Regions from separate parts of the Mus musculus genome. Here region 1 is linked to region 2. Evidence: chromatin contacts called from ENCODE Hi-C or POLR2A ChIA-PET data. All regions are on one chromosome and are shown on one strand. The core of a region is the stretch at or near the end of the contact, and the rest is flanking DNA. Distances in the headings are between cores, read along the strand shown. Region 1 holds the start of Rpa2 (replication protein A2). Region 2 holds the start of Xkr8 (X-linked Kx blood group related 8).

Region 1 (6,360 bases), core at 1,760-4,259, 36 kb after region 2:
GGGTTTCGAAGATGGCATCTCCTTAATGAGCCCACAGTGTGAAAGGTTACAGGGCAAACAGCAATAGTACAGGTTTGTAATCCCAGCTACCCAAGAAGATGAGAGCAGGGCCTGGAGAATGGCTGTGGTTAAGAAAGCTTACTGGGGCTGGAGAGTTGGCTCAGCAGTTAAGAACACTGTCTGCTCTTCCAGGCATCCCGAGTTCAATTCTCAGCATCACATGGTGGCTCACAACCATCTATAATTGTGTCTGATGCCCTCTTCTGTCATGAAGGCGTATGTGCAAATAAAGCACTCATATATAGAAATAAATCTTTTAAATCTTTTTTTTTTTTTAAATTTTAAAATAAATCTTGACAGTCATCCAGAGGACCCGAGTTCAGTTTCCATCACCCACCATGTCAGATGGTTCCAGGTGCAGGGGACCTGACGCCCTCTTCTGGAAAGCTTAGGTATCCACACATACATAGCATGCACTCACACACAGAAGCACGGATAAAAGTAAGTAAAAGAAAGTTAAAAGCCAGCCTGGGCAGTACAGGGAGCCTGTAACAAAAGAAGGAAAAAGGAACCTCAGAAATTCTGATCTTGGCCCAAGCCCAAGCCCATACTAGACAAATGATCTTCTACTAAACTACAGCCACAATACACATGCACATATACATAATACTTACATACATAGCACATACATACATGTACACATATACACACACAAATGCACGCATGTACATATATATACACAAACACACACCAGTACACCTACATATACACACATGTACATGCATACACAAAATACATATATACACAAACATGCATATGCATATACAATATATACCACATACATATAGATATATACATACACTACACCTATACACACATACACTTATACAAATGCCACTATAACCACACACAGATAAACACATATACACATACATGCATACACATATATATACATATATACACACCCCTACACACATATGCACATATACTTACACCTATGCACACATGCACACACACACCTATACCCACCTACACACATTTAATGGTTTGAAATAACCTTTGTCAAATGTGTGAGACATGGTGCACACTTGGAAGACAAAGGACAACTCTCAGGAGCTGGTACTTGAGGCCTCCTCCACAGGAGCGTCCTCCTTGCCACAGGAGTGCTGGGATTGCAGATGTGCCATTGCGTTTGGCCTTTTGTGTGTTCAGGGTTTAGAGCTCAGGTCGGCAGGCTTGCCCCTCATGTGCTCTACCCAATGACCATTAAACAACTGAGCACACAGGACTGCGGGGATGGCTCAGGGGTTAAGAGGGCATGTTGCTCTTGCTGATCACCTGAGTTAGCATTACAGAATGGACACGGACACGGCCAAGGGACAGCTGCCTATAACACATTTAGGGACCCCCCAAGACCTCCTCTGGCTTTGGAGGCACCTAAACTCATGTGCACGTACCCACATACTTTCTAGAAAACTAAACACATGCTCTAGTGCTCGATCAGCTTTTAGACGAAGGTGTATGACTCATATAATGACTGGTTGAAATCACGGGAGACTGAGAGGGAGACAAAACTGGGGGCAAGACAGCAGGACATCTTTGGATCTTTTTAACTGTGGCCATGTATGGCCATGAGGTTTCTTTTGTTTGTTTTCTTTTTTTTTTCTTCAAGACAGGGTTTCCCTGTGCAGCCTTGACTGTCCTAGAACTCACACTGTAGACCAAGCTGGCCTCAAATTCACAGAGATCCACCTGCCTCCACCTCCCAAGTGTTGGGGTTAAAGGCGTGTGCCAACCCCTCCCCCAGGTAGGGTTTCTTTCTTTGAAAACATGAACATGTTATCTATGCCCTGGATACAAGCCTGTGTGTGCGTATGAACATGTGTGCTGGAGTGTGTGCTTGTGTGTGTGTGTGTAGAGGACAACTTGTAGGAGTTGTGATGGAGCAGCCTGACTCCACCTTAAGTTCTGAAGCCATCTTATCATACTACCAAAATAAGTCCATTCCTCTTTTCTATAAAACTTAATTTGACCAGGTCTTGACCAACTTTCTGAATTTCGACAGGTTCCACACCCTATACCCTGATTTCAGTCTGATAGACGTTCTGCCAAATAATGCTGAAATGTTCGACCAAGTGCCTACATAACCCTTGAAAATGTCCATATTCTTGCAGTTTTGGGGGTTATATAAACCTCACCTCTTGTGTTCGATGCTGTTTTCTCATTTTGTATTTGTTTTGTTTTTTCGAGACAGGGTTTCTCTGTGTAGCCTTGGCTGTCCTGGAACTCACTCTGTAGACCAGGCTGGCCTCGAACTCAGAAATCCTCCTGCCTCTGCCTCCTAAATGCTGGGATTAAAGGTCTGTGCCACCACTGCCCGGCGATGCTGTTTTCTCAAAACCCCAGTTTAGCGAGATAGCCATCTCTGACAAAATTAAGCTTGCTTAATTTGACCAAAAATTGTTTAATCATTTCTACTCATCTTCAGTGGGATTAACAGTTGAGCCTCTCCTTCCACCATCACGCAGGTATTTATTTATGAATACAATATCACTATCTTCAGACACACCAGAAGAGGACAGCAGATCCCATTATAGATGGTTGTGATCCACCATGTGGTTGCTGGGAATTGAACTCGGGAGTTCTGGAAGAGCAGAAAACTAGCAGTTTGGCGGGAAAAGGGGGCTAGCGAGCGGCGGAAGTGATGTAGGGTTGCATGCGACGGAGATGGGGTGTGTGTGAAGAATGCTTGAGGATGGCCCCGGAAGTATCGTTTTGATTGGTTGTTTTCTTGAATACTGTCCTATCGGAAATTTGCCCTCAGTAAAGATGGCCGCGCATGCTTCCATTCCTTCTTGGGGCCGGGTGTTTTTCCTAAGCTTGGCCTTGATACCGAAAAAAAAAGGAGGGGACTCATGAGTTCTGATTGGCTGAAGGTAAATGTGTCCAGGGCGCTGATTGGCTGTCCCTTCGCGGGAAGGAGTTTGTGGCGCCAGTGCAAAGTAGCCAGAAGGCTGCCACGCCAGAGCGGCACAGAGTTCCCAAGTGTTCTTAGTTTTCGTGTCCGAGCGTCTTGGGCCGCTCTCTCCGGAGAACTGCGACCAGGATGTGGAATAGTAATGGCGGGCGTGGGGAGAGTCACGCGAGGGTGTTGGGAGTGGGCGAGTCTGGCGCAGGAAGGCCGGGACGGAGCGAGAGGCCCGAGGCGGGCTCGGCGGCGTTCGCGGGGTGGCAGGGGGATTGTCGCGGCTGGGGCGGTGGGGACAGCGGTCGCCAGGTATAGAGATGGGGAGCGCAGCGCAGACTCTGACGACGGTCGTTCCCCGCAGGCGGATTCGAAAGCTTCAGCAGCTCCACCTATGGCGGAGCAGGCGGCTACACGCAGTCCCCCGGTGGCTTCGGGTCGCCCACACCGTCGCAGGCGGAGAAGAAATCGGTACGTAGACTGACGGCTCCGTTCTCATTTGTGTCCTGGCCAGGAGGGAACGTGTTTTCGTGCGGGAGGGTGGCACACCCCAAGGTGTCAGAAGCTGTCCGTTACCTACCTTGTCTTTTGTATGGTCAAGTGGGGAACAGGGTTTTTATTATTTTATTGTTTGGCAAGCCTGCAGTGGTTCGCCCGGCCTCCATTTTCCTGGCCCTACCACTCGAAAGTATGCTTTAGTAGAGTTTAATATCGCTGTCCCCAGGGCACAAAAATCCCTGAAGAACAAGAGTCCACTGTGTTCAGAACAGGTTTGGGGTTGTTTCCTGTTGGTAACTGACAGGAAGGACACGCTAAGCCTTAATCTGCTGGGCTTTTTCTGCCTCGTACATATTCATTGTATGACCAAGTGTTTTGGAGGTGTTTGTAGCTCTGGCTGGCCTGGAACTCAGAGATCCACCTGCCTGTACACTGTAGTTGTCTTCAGACACACCAGAAGAGGGCATCAGATACCACTACAGATGGTTGTGAGCCACCGTATGGTTGCTGGGAATTGAACTCAGGACCTCTGGAAGAGCAGTCAGTGCTCTTAACCGCTGAGCCATCTCTCCAGCCCAAAAAGATCCTTTCTTAAAAAACAAACAAACTACATTGCTCGTAGGTGGCTTGAGAGGCAAGTGTCTTTGCTAGATGCTCCTCTGCCCACTCCATCTGACTCTCCTGTTAAGATGCCCAAAGATGAGCAGCTTGACGAAACTCACCAGGTTTTCTGCAGAGACTGCCATCTGGTTGCCAGAATATCTCCTAAAAGAAGCTATACTTCTAACTTCTTCCATTTTATCAAGAAACCTAGAGCATCTTCGTAGTCCTTTTTCTGCTTGTCATTTCTCAAGCCTTTTCACAAGGCCCTGTTGTCTCCGTGGTGTCCTGAACACTGCTCTTGCTATGTCTGGGATGTGCTCTTTCTACCCCTACCTCTCTGAGACAGTTGTTTTCTTGTTGTTGTTTTGTTTTGGGTGTCTGTGTGTGTGTGTGTGTGTGTGTGTGTGTGTGTGTGTGTATCCTTGGCTGTCCTGGAACTCACTCTATAGACCAGGCTGGCCTTGAACTCAAGAAGTCCACCTGCCTCTGCCTCCTGGGTGCTGAGATTAAAACCATTTGCCACCACTGCCTAGCCCTGGGATGCGTTCTTTTTTTTTTTTTTTTTTTTTTTTTTTTAAGATTTATTTATTTATTATATGTAAGTTCACTGCAGCTGTCTTCAGACACTCCAGAAGAGGGCATCAGATCTTGTTACAGATGGTTGTGAGCCACCATGTGGTTGCTGGGATTTGAACTCCGGACCTTCGGAAGAGCAGTCGGGTGCTCTTACCCACTGAGCCATCTCACCAGCCCCCACCTGGGATGCGTTCTAAAGACAGGCTATCCTATGTTGTCCTGACTCTAGTCTGACCTTTTCTTTGTGAACCCACAATAGGATACAAACATATATTCACCTGGAGGTCTAGCATCAGATCCCTGTGGGCTTGAATTCAAAAGTGTGGCATTCGCCGTGTATAGTAGCACACACTCTGAATCCTAGCACTTAGGAGGGAGAGGAAGATGAAACAAATGTTAACTTTCTGGCCCTGTTTTCTGTCTCTTTTTAAAGTAAGGAGAACTTGGTTTTGCAATTCCAGGAGTGTGGTATATTCAAGTGCTTGGCACATGGAAATATTAAATGAGTGATTGTTACTCTCTTGGGTTGACTGTGCGTACTTTTTCTTTTCAGAGAGTCCGAGCCCAGCATATTGTGCCCTGTACCATATCCCAGCTGCTTTCTGCTACTCTGACTGATGAAGTGTTCAGAATTGGAGATGTCGAGATTTCACAGGTCTGTAAGATTTTGTGGAAGAACCGTTTAGAGATAGGAAATATGAGGGGTGGGAAGATGTCTGCGCAAGCGTGAGGCCCAGTATCAGATCCGTATGCATGTACAAGGCCAGGCTCGCTTCCCCTGGGTCCTGTAACTACGAAGCTCAGAGACGGGAGGGTCCTAGGGCCTTGCTGGCTCCAGGTTCAGTGAGAGACTCTGTCTCAAGGGAATAAAAGCAATAGTGCTAGACCTGGACAGCCAATGTCCTCCAGCAAGGGCATTGCTCATCTGTCTGCTCATTTGTGCATACCCTTCACGCATATGCAAAGAAAAAGGAGTAAGACTTGCTTAATCGAAAAGTATGTAGCAAGTGACGTGCTCTGTGGGTGAAAGTGCTTGGGCCTTTAGCACAAGTCTGATTACCTGAGTTCAGCCTCCATATTCTACATTAGAAAAAGAACCAGCTCCCTAAAATAGCCTCTGACCCCTGGGCCATGGCACACATACACACAATGGTAAAATAACAATATTTTTGTGGAAAGTATTTTTTGTTTGTTTGTTTGTTTATTTATTTATTTTTCGAGACAGGGTTTCTCTGTATAGCCCTGGCTGTCCTGGAACTCACTCTGTAGACCAGGCTGGCCTTGAACTCAGAAATCCGCCTGCCTCTGCCTCCCAAGTGCTGGGATCAAAGGTGTGCGCCACCACCGCCCGGTGGAAAGTACTTTTTAAAGCTGGGCAGTGGTGGCTGACACCTTTAACCCCACCAATGCGAGGCAGAGGCAAGTGGACCTCTGAGTTCAAGGCCAGCCTGATCTATTATAGTTCCAGGACAGCCCGGCCTGCACAGTGAAACCGTATCTCCAAATAAACCAACAAACAAAAAGTAATTTTAAAAAAGAATATGAAGGTATTCTCCCTTGGAGCCTCTGTTACTTGTAGGAGTTGTTTCTCAGTTTTCCTGAATGAATATGATCTGTTCAGATAAATAAAAGTAAGTTTTAGACTGAACATGGCAGCTCACACCTATAATCTTGGCACCCAGGAGGCAGGCAGGAGGATTAATTACCACAAGTATGAG
Region 2 (6,477 bases), core at 2,518-5,017:
AAGAGGGAGAACATTTCGAGGGGTCAGTGCTCTGCTGTCAAATGCTGTCCCAGTGATATTCTTAAGTATGAGAGGATGTGTGACATGTCTCAGAGCGTAGTAACAGGCCTCCAATTCTAGCTTTCCTCAGGACTGGGAGTGATGGCCAGCCCACCCCTCTTCACTTGCCTCCATGTCCAGCCTAGGCCATTATCTTGACTTTCCAAGATCTAGGTGTTGATGATAGGGTTCGTGTCCCAGCTCTGCACTGCCTAGGGCACCGGGGCCTCCAAGAAGAGAGTAACATTGGCATACCTAACAAAGTGTCTCCTCTCATCTCCTCTAAGGTATCCACTCAGCAGGAGTTTACTGATAACCTACTGCGTCCTCGGAGCCCACTTGTAGCCTGATATCAAAGCTCTATTTATCCCCATCTCTTAACTATTTGCCAACTCCTTACCCTACAAACCCCAGCCCAAATAAATTCTGGGGCTACCCACCCACCTAGATTCCACTCTGCTGTCAGAGGCCTCTGTAACAACCTACCTACCCCATTAACCCAATTACCTCCTTTTTTAGTTTGATGATCCCCACCCCCCACCCCCATCCCCAAGACAAGGTTTCTCTGTGTAGCCCTGGCTGTCCTGAAACTCACTCATTAGACCAGTCTAGCCTAGAAATCAGAGATTCATCTGCCTCTGCCTCCCAAGTGTTGAGATTCAAGGCCTGCACCATGATGGCCTGACCTTTATTCTACCCTCGAGCTCCTGGAGGGTAGAAAACTTATTCTGCTTATCTGGATTCTCCAGGTGGCCCAAAGCATGGTACATAAATGTCTGCTCCATCAAAAGTAGAGAAAAGCCTGTCTCCTCAACAGTGTAGACCATCTCAACCTGACTCTGATCTCAAACAAATGTCAAGTTCCTAGCAAGTGCTGAGAAAGGGCAGCCACCTTTCTGCACACCTCCCTCTTATGTGACATAACATGACGGCAAGTGATGACAAGACAGGTTCCTTGGAGAGCCACTGCAGAATGAGGAATGAAGTGATGGGCAACAGAAAGGGGTGGCCTGGGCTTTCAATAAGGTGTGAGGCAGACCGTTGCTTAGGCTCAGGCTGGGCCCGTGGCCTTGAGGAAGTCTCTCCCAAGGCTTCTCACTGTAAGATTCCTCTGAGGGTTTAGGGGGCCCTGCCACCTGCCTCTTCTGGTCAATTGGTACACCTAGTGTAACTATTTGTTTTAAGGCTACTGGCTGGGTGGAGGATCTGTAGATCTTGTTCACAGCTGCGTCCCCAGCAGAGTGACAAAGAAGAAATGAGTATATGAAGGCACTCTGTGGGGATCAAATGATGTCTTGAGTGGATGTGTATTACCGACGCATGCACAACCATGTCAAGGACGCCATTGCCTCAGTCCCATGGGGATGACAGAGACCCCTGGTCTAAGCATAAATGTTTAGAAACAGCTGTCCTGCCAGGCGTGGTGGCACACGCCTTTAATCCCAGCACTTGGGAGGCAGAGGCAGGCAGATTTCTGAGTTTGAGGCCAGCCTGGGCTACAGAGTGAGTTCCAGGACAGCCAGAGCTATACAAAGAAACCCTGTCTCAAAAAATAAAAAAGAAAGAAAGAAAGAGAGAAAGAGAAACAAACAAAGAAAGAAAGAAAGAAAAGAAAAGAAAAAAGAAAAGAAAAGAAAAGAAAAGAAAAGAAAAGAAAAGAAAAAAGAAAATTCCTCCTTAATAAATAAAATAAGAAATGGAAAGCAATTGAGAAATACACCTGACACTGACCTCTGGTTTCTGCATGTACCTGAAAATGCACACAAACTTGTACATATACACATGCACACAAGACCCTGTACTTTATATGCATGCAATTCCCCACATTTCATCTTCCCCTAACTCCCAAGGATAGACACATTTATTCCGCCCAGTGCTCGGATGAGAACCAACGAATGATGGTTTGAGTCACTGTTCCAAGCTCATGCAGCTTGAATCCAGACCAGCTGCCTATCACTCAGGCACCCTCTTTTTTTTTTTTTTTTCCCCCTAAGAGTGAGAACACCTGCAGAGGAGAGAAGAGTCGGCAAAAGTGACAGCCCTGGGCCCAGCACTCACACTGGTAGTATTCCGCCTGGCCATTCTGCAATACAATTGCCAGCACCAGTGTGAGCTGTGGCGTCGCCTCCAGGAAGCTCTCGAAAAGCTTCAGCATGCTGATGTCCAGGGAGAGAAAGTCTGCGTAGGCCAGGTCACACTCGGATGGCATCTCCTGGTAGCACATGGACAGCCCTTGATGCATTCCGTGCAAACACCTAGGCAGGACACACAGGTGCCCGGAGGGCCAGGTCAACCTTCTGTGACGTCGTCCATCTCCTACAGCTGAGTGCACAGAGGCAGACTTCAATCCTAGCTTGTCACTTAAAAGCTACGGAACCTGGAGCAAGCCACCTAACTAACCTCATGGAACTTGCTTCCTCGTCCGTAAAGTGGGGCAAACTCAACTTCTACTCTTGCTGGTCAGGTACGATCCCAGGCGCATCACAACCCTGTCCTACCTACTCACAAGAGCCCCATTTCAGAGATGGGAGATGGAATTAAGAAGTAAACAGGAGGGGCCTGAGAGAGGGCTTAGCTGTTAATCGCATCCACTGCTCTTGTGGAGGACCAGAGTTTGGCTCCCAGCACCACATGAGGTGCCTCGCCTGTAACTCCAAGGGATCCAACACCTTCTTCTCTTGGGGCCTGCCTGTAATAACTCTCCTTCGCAGTCATCTGAGCTGTACTCAAGATGATACAATTGTTCAGGCAAAATGCAAACATTCAAGAGGTCCCTCCCCGCAAGCTGGAGACTATATACAGCTTTCCCAAGATCTGAGACTTCCACAAGATTCCGGATCCGGCCACCCTAGCCCAGCCTCACCCACACCATGAAGCCCTGCCTTCATCACAAGATTCTGAGCCCTTGATTTCGCTTTCTCCTATCTAACAACCCAAGGGACTAGTCACAGTTTGGGGGCGGGGGAGAGGCGGGGAAGAAAAAGTTCTCAGGCCAGCACTTGCGCCAGGGATTGTCTGTCTCACTGTCCTCACTTTAGACTGACCCTGGGTCCTTCCCAGTTGAGAAAAGCACACACCATCCACATATATTTTCCAAGAACCAGTCTATGTCTACTCCTGGCTGACTCCGGGGACACGGATGAGTCAAGCCGGACCCTCTTCAGTCCTTGACGGGGAAGCAAACGTTCGCAGAAGACAGAAATGAACAAGAAAGGTGAGGGGCATCTCTGACTCCAAGACCCTGATGTTCCCTTCCTCTGTTCCTGGCCCTGTGTTTTCATCTCCGCCCAAGGAAAGAAGACTGAACTGGTTCTGATGGCTGTCAACCCACTTTTTCAAAGGGCCGGGCACTCACCTATACAGGTAGCCGAGCTGCAGCAGGTGCAGCAGAGCCAGGAAAGGACGCGAGAGCTGCGAATGGTGCAGCTCGGTGGGATCAGCTGTCAGCCAGAGCCAGCTGAAGAGCTGCAGCAGCACCGAAGCTTGGCCCAGCAGGACCAGTACCAGCGCGGCCCACAGATAACGGCCAAGGAGCACGTACTGGACAACGGCCCACAGGTCAGCGACCAGATCCAGCAGGAAAGACAAGATACTCACCAGGCCTACGACCACGTCTAAGGCCACATGGTGGTGCACGGACAGAGGCATGATCCTCTCCAAGCAACCACACAACCGCGGACCTGCCCTCCCGCCCCGCTAGTCCGGCAGGAAGGGGGCGGGGCAGTCGTCCGGGAGGCTGGGCTGCTGGGCGGAACTTCCCCATCTCGCCCCGTCCGGGGTGGAGCGAGCCCGCGGCCCCGCCCCTACACTGGCCCCACCGCCCAGACCCCGCCCCCAGCCTGCCCTGTGCAGAGCTAGGCCTCTACTGGTTTGGATTCTGCTTTTTGTTTTGTTTTTCTTTTTTGTTTGTTTTTTGTTTTTGTTTTGCGAGACAGGGTTTCTCTGAATAGCCCTGGCTGTCCTGAAACTCACTCTGTAGACCAGGCTGGCCTCGAACTCAGAAATCCGCCTGCCTCTGCCTCCCAAGTGCTGGGATTCCACCACCCCCGGCTTGAATTCTGCTTTTGAGTCTCAAGGAAACAAGAGTGGCTATTAAGAAAGACTAGAGCCTTAGAGTTACCGGCCGCAGCTGTGATCCCTCACGGTTGCACTGTTGCAAAACCAAATCAAAAAAGTCTTTTATTTAAAAGTACTAAGGGGTTTTGCACACCACGTACGTTCCCAGTTCAGACCTTGAGCAGGGACTACATCGAAAGCACAGAATCTCCAAGGCCCATCTTCCCGTCGGCTCACTTCACTGTGGTGATCAAGTTCATGGTGGTTTGATATGTTTGTATTAAAGCGAATAATGCACCAAGACATGTACCGCAAACAAGTTTTGTGGATAAAACATGAAACTTGGAAGAAATTGTGCTTCTTAGCGCCCTCTCTGGTGAATCCAGGTGTCCCATCCCACTTTACTCTCCGCGGGGGGAGACTGATGGCAAAAGTTCATCTCTCTCCATTGGGTAACGTTGCCCAATTTTACCAGGAGAAAGATGAACCAAGTCAGTGGGTGGGCTGGCAGTGCCTACAGTCATAACACCTCCAGTACGTGCAGGCTTGGCAGCAGAGTCAGTATGAGCAGGAAACCAGGCACCAGCTTGGCACCAAGACCATGCAAGCAGGTAGCATAAGTGTTGAAAGCCACGTGTTGTATAGCACAAACGTGCTCGATGCGGCAGCTGTCCTCACAGGTCAAATGGTTGTAGCTGACCGAGTTATAGACGTAATAACGTTGCAGGATGTGAGGCTCACTGGCAATGCGGGTCAGCGCCGTGTGCATGGAGCTGACGCTGGCATCCGGCACCTGGTAGGCCTCCGTCAGGCGGTACTCCTGCTCCCACCGTGGGGTCTCTTGTACATTCGCCTGCCTCAGGTTCAAGAAGTAAGTCACCAAGTCCTGGATTAGAGGCGCAGGGTATGTCAGCAACGAGCAGTTGATTCGTTCTGCCCACAACCCAACTTCTCCCCAGGCGCTCTAAATCGATCAAACAGCCGCTGTTTGTTACCCTGAGCTTGGTTCCAATGAGGTGACTGCATCTGAACCCCCATTTTCCTGGTGAAGACATGGAGGCCTTAAAGAGGTCGTTATGGTTTGAATCTGAAGTGCCCCCCCGCCCCCCCTCCCTTCATTTTGAATGTTTGTTTCCCAACCACTGTAGCATTTTTAGGTAGTGGATTCCAGCTGGCAAAAGGAAACCTTTGAACCTGGTTCTGGATCCTGCCCAGTGGCGATATGAGGGGCTCCTGATACATTGCCACAGTGCTTCGGCACCATTAACTGCCAGGCCTTCACAGGTTGGTATAGCAATCACAGCATTGCAAAAGTAATGTTGCCTTCTCGGGGTCTGCGAGCTTTCAGGGGCAGGGCGGGATTAGGACGCAGAATGTTCACCTCACTACGGGTATGAGTTTCCTGTTCTGCCAAACTGGTAGGCACCACGCGCTCTTCACAGACGCTCTAATGCTCAGGAAATCTTCACAGAGTGAAGGGGAATAAAAATGGTGGTGGAGGAGGTGGGAAGGTGGGGGAGGCGGCAGCGGGGTGGGGGTGGGGGTTGCCTGGCTGGCGGATGTTATGAAATTGTAGCTGATAAAGGTTTCCCGTTCAAAGACTCAGCAGTGCCTTCAGACAGGCCGGTAAGAGGAGCTGGGTGAATGGGTGGGACCTGCATGTGCCAGGCACATGGCATTGTTGCACTAAGTCCCCTCAGTCCTGTGACTTTCCAGGGTACAGAGAAAGCAGTGAATCGAGCGTGTAGACAATAGGCTAGACTCTTACAAATCCTCAGGCCTGGGGCCAACAAGATGGATCCCTAAAATCCACACAGTGGAAGGCATGACAGATAGAAGGCAAGAACTAACCTTGTCAAGTCACACACACACACACCAGTTTTCTCTTTCTTTCTTTCTTTCTTTCTTTCTTTCTTTCTTTCTTTCTTTCTTCCATTCCTCAGACGGGAGCAGAAGACATGGCTTTGTGTTTAAGAGTACTTTTTAAAAGATTTACTTTATGTAGAGAGAATATGCTGTATATTGTATGGATGTATCACCTGTCAATTAGAAGACCTATGGCCTATAGGAGAGGGTAGAGTAGAAGGTGGGACATCCAGGAGGCAGAAAGAATTCTGGGATAAAGACAAGCGGGAGAGGTTTGACCAAGGAAGATCACATGGTACCTGAGCACAGGTAACCAGCCATGTGGCAGAATGTTGATTAAAATAAATGGGTTAATTTAAATCATATCTAGTCAGAGAAGAGCCTAGCTCTACAGGCAAGGCATTTGTAAATATATCTTGAGTCTGAGTTTCTGGGAGCAAGGGGCTGGGAGGAAGAACCAGGACCTAAGTACAATTTAATTTTTAATTTTGTGAGGCAGCGGATATGCACACGTGT

The links. A loop is a pair of places that touch in the nucleus more often than their neighbours do. ChIA-PET counts read pairs that join two places held with the same protein, here RNA polymerase II (POLR2A).
Region 1: a loop to region 2 is called in a map of heart, with 3 times the contacts of the local background. The contact joins the promoter of Rpa2 here to the promoter of Xkr8 in region 2. A Hi-C loop is called at or near these places in 2 of 37 maps with a recorded cell type or tissue (heart and v-Abl transformed pro-B cells). POLR2A ChIA-PET finds 5 or more read pairs at or near these places in 4 of 5 experiments (Patski and embryonic stem cell).

The regions. Positions count from the first base shown.
Region 1 is chr4:132,765,351-132,771,710 of GRCm38, forward strand. It overlaps Rpa2 (replication protein A2), which reads left to right and starts at 3,010. Exons shown (of 9, transcript NM_011284.3): 1 at 3,010-3,116; 2 at 3,330-3,436; 3 at 5,196-5,297. The coding sequence starts at 3,107.
Region 2 is chr4:132,728,779-132,735,255 of GRCm38, forward strand. Xkr8 (X-linked Kx blood group related 8) reads right to left here and starts at 3,768. Exons shown (of 3, transcript NM_201368.1): 1 at 3,395-3,768; 2 at 2,098-2,294. The coding sequence starts at 3,687. Smpdl3b (sphingomyelin phosphodiesterase, acid-like 3B) reads right to left here. Exons shown (of 8, transcript NM_133888.2): 8 at 4,188-4,981. The coding sequence ends at 4,616.